Linked DNA regions of Homo sapiens: region 1 is linked to region 2. A link is an interaction called in ENCODE POLR2A ChIA-PET data of the cell type or tissue named here. Cell type or tissue: PC-9. All regions are shown on one strand. Links, peaks and the distances in the headings refer to the core of each region. The heading gives the core; the rest is flanking DNA.

What was found. ChIA-PET counts read pairs that join two places held together with the same protein. Peaks named below come from ENCODE experiments on the same cell type or tissue, not always from the same donor. Only the 100,000 strongest peaks of a DNase experiment are listed, where the experiment ranks them.
Region 1: POLR2A ChIA-PET joins it to region 2 with 8 read pairs; 3 of 35 experiments call an interaction of 5 or more read pairs at or near these places.

The regions. Positions count from the first base shown.
Region 1 is chr2:55,842,125-55,845,047 of GRCh38, forward strand. All of the region lies in intron 2 of LOC112268416 (a long non-coding RNA gene), which reads left to right. Among named protein-coding and RNA genes, the nearest start is that of EFEMP1, 80 kb to the right of the region's middle. In PC-9, for the core only: no CTCF peak of the experiment used is centred there; a DNase peak (open chromatin) is centred at 1,227; H3K4me3 peaks cover 623 bases; H3K27ac peaks cover 1,945 bases.
Region 2 is chr2:55,687,576-55,690,498 of GRCh38, forward strand. PNPT1 (polyribonucleotide nucleotidyltransferase 1) reads right to left here. Exons shown (of 28, transcript NM_033109.5): 2 at 70-130. Among named protein-coding and RNA genes, the nearest start is that of PNPT1, 4.8 kb to the right of the region's middle. In PC-9, for the core only: no CTCF peak of the experiment used is centred there; no DNase peak of the experiment used is centred there.

The DNA of each region.
Region 1 (2,923 bases), core at 157-2,656, 150 kb after region 2:
CCACTACACTGGGCCCACTTCAGGCCAGATTGAGGAAGTTTTGCTTTATTTGGTAGGCCTTGGGATGCCATTGGAGATGTTTACACAGATAAATCATGTGAGTCAGAGCTGTATTTGAGAAGATTAGTCTAGTTGTATGCTCAGATTGGATTGGAGGTGGTGGATAAACTGCAGATAGAGAGGCCATTGGGAGACTATTGAAATAGTCCAGATGAAGAAATAAAGGCCTGAACAGGGGTGTTGGCAGCAGAAATGGAAAAAGCGGTGGTTGCAAGAGATATGTTAATGCTAAAATTCCCAGGCCCTGGTGACTAATTGAATATGGGGAATATGGAAAAATCAAAGGTGATTTCATAATTTTGAGCCTAGCTGAAATGTATGAATGATGGTTCTGGCAGTAGATATTTAAGAAGGATATAGGTTTGGTGTAGATTTGTTGAATTTGCAGTATGACTGCCACCCAAGTAGAAGTGGCTTACAGGTGGCTGGGCAGTTTCTTGGGAGGGCAAAATACACATACATAAAAAGTTCTATGATGATATGAAGATGTTCATGTAGCAGTATTAGCATCAAATTTGTGTAAAAGAAGTTAATGCTACAAGAGGCCAGAGAAGACAGAAATCACTGTAGCCAAGAAGTGTTCATGGAGGAGGTTGCCTTTGAATGGGGTCTAGGTGCAGGTGTTAGATTTATGATGAGGAAGAAGAGATAGGGAGGGCAGGATGATGACATTCTGAGTGGAGCCAATGGTTTGAGCAGAGACAGAGAGGTAGAAATTCATACTGCATATTTAGAATACCATGAGAAGATCAGTTTGATTGGAACATAGGATTCATTTAAGGAAAGTTTGGTTTAAAAAGTTGAACAATTGATTGCGGAGAAACTTGAATGACAGGCTAAGTGATAGGGAGCATAAAGGAGTTTAGGTGATTTTTTGGTAAAACTTTGCCTCTGTTTCTGAAGTTTGATCCTTTCATCTGCCTGGATGTGGGTCTTCAGAACCCACAGAACTAGAACTCTCCACTCGAGAGACACTTGTGCTTGTGATACAGAAGGCTACTGGTCACTGAGAGTCTTTTTCATGGAGATTGTGTGACGGCACATTGGAGGAAATTCCAGCTGCATGTGTTTCTGAGGCTTTTACATCCACAGTCTTTGCTTAGCTTTCATGAGGCACAAAGAATGTGTGGCCTAATTGGTGAGCTGGTTTACTGGCTCACCCTGAAAAGTAAACATTGTGTATCTGTAAGTGGAAATTCAGTATGTGTAATCTAGCTGCCTAGTCACGCCTGCCCCAAACGCTGTTGAAAACTTTGACCAAGGACTATAAAACTGTCAAGATCTGGGGCCCAAGCTTGCTTTCACACCAAATAATTCATTACTGAAGCTATGGGAAGATAACAGGACATGCATTTGACTTGCTGCTATTCCTTGTTTGCTACAGAAGCATCTGGCAGAGCTAAATGGCTTTGTATTACATCATGTTTCATTTCTTCTTTTTATTTATCATCTATTTTTATTTGTGTGACATGGAAACTTGCCCCACCCACCTCTGAGCACTCTCATTGAATAAAAAATGTATCTTGATATAACTTCAGTGACTTCAAAATGGAATCCTCAGATCGACACTTGGACCATTAAAAAAACAATGTCAACAAAATTTCTTTTGTGTCTTTGAGCAGATGTTTAATTTTATCCTCCTCCCAAGTGGTCATAGGCTGCTATTAGACTTCCTGACTGCCATTTTGTAACATCCAAAGGATCACTTGTTTTGTTTCCTTTGCATAATTTCATCACAGAGTGTTTGAAACGGTTTTTGGGAACAAGAAGAGAATTGCTGTTTAAGGAACTATTTTTTTTTGGAACAGGAAGTAAATGATATATGCTGAAGCCCCCATGGAAGCTTTTGGAATGGCCTGCTAGATTTAGGACCAGAGATGGAGAATATGCAATTCATAATGTACAGCTACTTCTGTTAAGGCAAAGTGGCCCTAACGTGTCTATAGCTTTCCTCACAGGTAATTGCATGCATGGGCTTTCACTCAACAGAAAAAAATGTGCCAAATCTTGAGCAATTAAAAAAAAATGCAAAAATCTGAGCATGTTATTAAGTTGCAACTGATATTCAACAGCTCTACATTAATCTCTAAGAAGCATACAAAGGAGTACTTACTGTTTTATCAATTCTTCAGTCCTACACAATTGAATATATTCTTCAGCCCACATAAATGTTTACTGCATTATAAGGGATTTTTATGTTTAAACTTTATATTTAACAGTGTCCTTTAGATGTTTGGTCTAAAGGAAGTGCATTTCAGTGGTCTAAAAAAGAATCTCACAGGTATGTGTATTGTGTTTTCAATTTAAATTAGACATTGTAACTGCTTAATGCCTTACCTATTCCATTTAGATCCTTCATGAAAACAGACTAATTTTAATAGCTGCCTAGATATTCCTAGTCTTCTTTCTTTCTTTCTTTCTTTCTTTCTTTCTTTCTTTCTTTCTTTCTTTCTTTCCTTTCTTTCTTTCCCTCCTTCTCCTTCCTCTTCCTCTTCCTCTCCTTCTCCTTCTCCTCCTTCTTCGATAGGGTCTCACTCTGTTGCCCAGGCTAGAGTGCAGTGGTACGATCATAGCTCACTGCAGCCTTGAACCGTGGGATCAAGCGATCCTCCTGCCTCAGCCTTTCAAGTAGCTGGGACTAGAGGCACGCACTTCCTAGTGTAAAGTTAGTTTTTTCTTTATTTGCCTTGTCTAGAGATGGGGAAGAAGAGTCATCTCCAGTTTCCATCATGTGATGTTAGGGGTGTTGAGAAGACTTCTGTATTTCGTAAATTAACTTTCATAAATAGTTTTCTATTAGTACAATTACTTTAACAGAGACCAAAGACCTTAATGCAGTTTACTTACTTATGATGTCTTCCAG
Region 2 (2,923 bases), core at 221-2,720:
TAGTTACACATTTAGTATGAGTCTCCGTAACCATTTTTAAGATGAATTTTAAAAATCTGGACTTTTTACCTGTACTACAGCAGAGCCATCTGCAAATCTGGCCAGCTTTCCAGAAGATATTTCTAATTTCCTGTTTAAAAATAAAAATGCAATACAAGAAGACTTAGGTCATCTGTACAATTCCTGCTTAGTATAAAATAATAAAAGATTCTAAGGGAAGATTCTAACCCCCAACCCACCCACTCCACCAACAAAAAGGGGCAGAATCCATGATCATTATCAAAAGTAAAAGTGGAATTTAAGAGTGGCTTAAAGAAGAATACGGAAACCAAGGCACAGGATTGATCTGAACAGGAAAGTCTTTTGGAGGTTCAGAAGTTAACTGCTTCCCTAAATGTTAATTCCCATGTACCATCTATTTTTTTTTTGAGGTGGGGGGTGGTCTTTGTGCCTTGTATCTTCTTTTTCTTTTCTTTTTTTTTTTTTGAGACAGGGTCTTGCTCTGTTGCCCAGGCTGGAATGCAGTGGCACAATTACAGCTCACTGCAACCTAGAACACCTAGGCTCAAGCGATCCTCCAACTCAGCTTCCTGAGTAGTTGGGACTACATGTGCACACCACTACACTTGGCTAATTTTAGTTTTTGTATGGATGAGTTCTTACTATATTGTTTAGGCTGGTCTTGAACTCCTGGCCTCAAGCAATTCTCCTGCCTTGGCCTCCCAAAGTGCTGGGATTACAGGTATGAGCCACTGTGCCTGGCTCCATTTACCATCTTAGTACAGTCTCTTATCATCTCTCACCTTGTTGACTACAGTAATGTTTTAACATACAAACAGGATTGTTTCCCTACTTAAAAATCCTTTAGCCAGGCGTGGTGTCTCCCACCTGTAATCCCAGGACTTTGAAAGGCTGAGGCAGGCCTGATCACCCGAGGTCAGGAGTTCAAGACCAGCCTGGCCAACATGGTGAAATCCCATCTCTACAAAAAATATCAAAATTAGCTGGGCATGGTGTTGCGTGTCTATAATCCCAGCTACCAAGGAGGCCGAGGCAAGAGAACTGCTTGAACCCAGGAGGGGGAGGTTACAGTGAGCCGAGATTGTGCCAATGCAGTCCAGCCTGGGTGACAGAGTGAGACTCTGTAACAAAAACAAAACAAAACAAAACAACAACAACAACAACAACAACAAAAAACTTTAGAATTTCTCCCAATGCTTTTAGGACAAAATATAAACTCCTAAATATTGCCTATAAGGACCTTCATGTTCAACAGAAGGGGAAAGAACAATTTTCAATTCAATGAGGAAAGAGTAGCCTTTTGAGGCAATAGTGGACAACTGGATGCAAAAAAGAATGAATCTTCATAAATTAAGTCAAAATGGATCCTAGACCCAAACGTAAGAGCTAAAACAATAAAAGTTTTAGAAACAAAACACAGGAGTAAATCTTCAGAGACTTGGGCCACACAAAGTCTTAAATATGACATCAAAAGCATAAATGACAAAAGAAAAAAATAGGTAAGCTGATTTCATCAAAATTTAAAACTTTAATTAAGAAAGTAAAAGAAACACCATAGATTAAGAGAAAAATATTTGCAAACCATGTATCTGATAAGGGACTTGTGTTAATATCTAGAATATTTAAAGAATGCTTACAATTCAACAATAAAGACAACTGAATTTTAAAACTTGGCAAAGGATTTGAATAGCCATGTCTCCAAAAAAGACATACAAATGGCCAGTAAGTACATAAAAATATGCTCAATATCATTAACTATCAGGGAAATACAAATCCAAATCACAGTGAATACCACTTGACAGCTGTTATGAATGTTCCTTGTAGCATTATTCATAATAGTTCCCAAATGGAAACAACCCAAATGTCCATCAACTGATGAATGGATAAGCTAAATGTGGTATAATCCATACAACTGATTATTATTCAGCGATAAAAAGGAACAAAGTACTAATACATGTCACAACATGGATAAACCCTGACAACATTATGTTAAGTGAAAGAAGACAGTCACCAAAGACTATGTTTCCATGTAAGAAATATTCATAATAGGCAAATCCACAGCGATGGAAAGTAGATTAGTGGTTACCTGGGGCTGGGGAGAAACGCTAAGTGACTACTACTAATGAATTTCTTTTTAGGGTGATAGAAGTGTTCTAAAATTGATGGTGGTAATGGCTGCAAAACTTTGAATATACTAATATCCATTGAACTGTACACTTTATTTATCTGTATTTACTTATTTTGAGATAGGGTCTTGCTCTGTTGCCCAGGCTGGAGTGCCGTGGTGCCATCTCAGCTCATCTCAGCCTTGACCTCCCAGGCTCAAGTGATCCTCCCATCTCAGCCTCCCGAGTAGCTCGAAATACAGGTGTGCACCACCATGCTGGGCTAATTTTTAAATTTTTTGTAGAGATGAGGTCTCACTATGTTACCCAGGCTGGTCTCAAACTCCTGGACTCAAGCAATCCTCCTGCCTTGGCCTCTCAAAGTGCTAGGATTACAAATATAAGCCACTGCTCCCAGACGAGTTGTACACTTTAAATTAACTGTATGGTATGTGAATTATATCTTAATAAAGGTGTCTTATATACATGAAATAGGCAGCACTATTAGCCTTATTCCCTAGTTTCAGCAGAGAATGCAAAAAGAGGTTACTGATGTCTTGAAACAGACCAGCAAAACTTGTCAAAGAGCTCAAGATTCATCAAAAGGTGTTTTGAGATGAAACCAAGTCAGTGACCCCTGAAGATACAGAGAAAGAGAAAGATGTTGTGTCACATGAACTCAGTTTCGGCAACATTCTATCATAGTCTGGTGCTGAAAATGCACAAACCAAACACAAGCATGTAGACAGGCCCAATGCCCTACCCCAAGTAAGATTATTCTGTCTTTCACATACCAA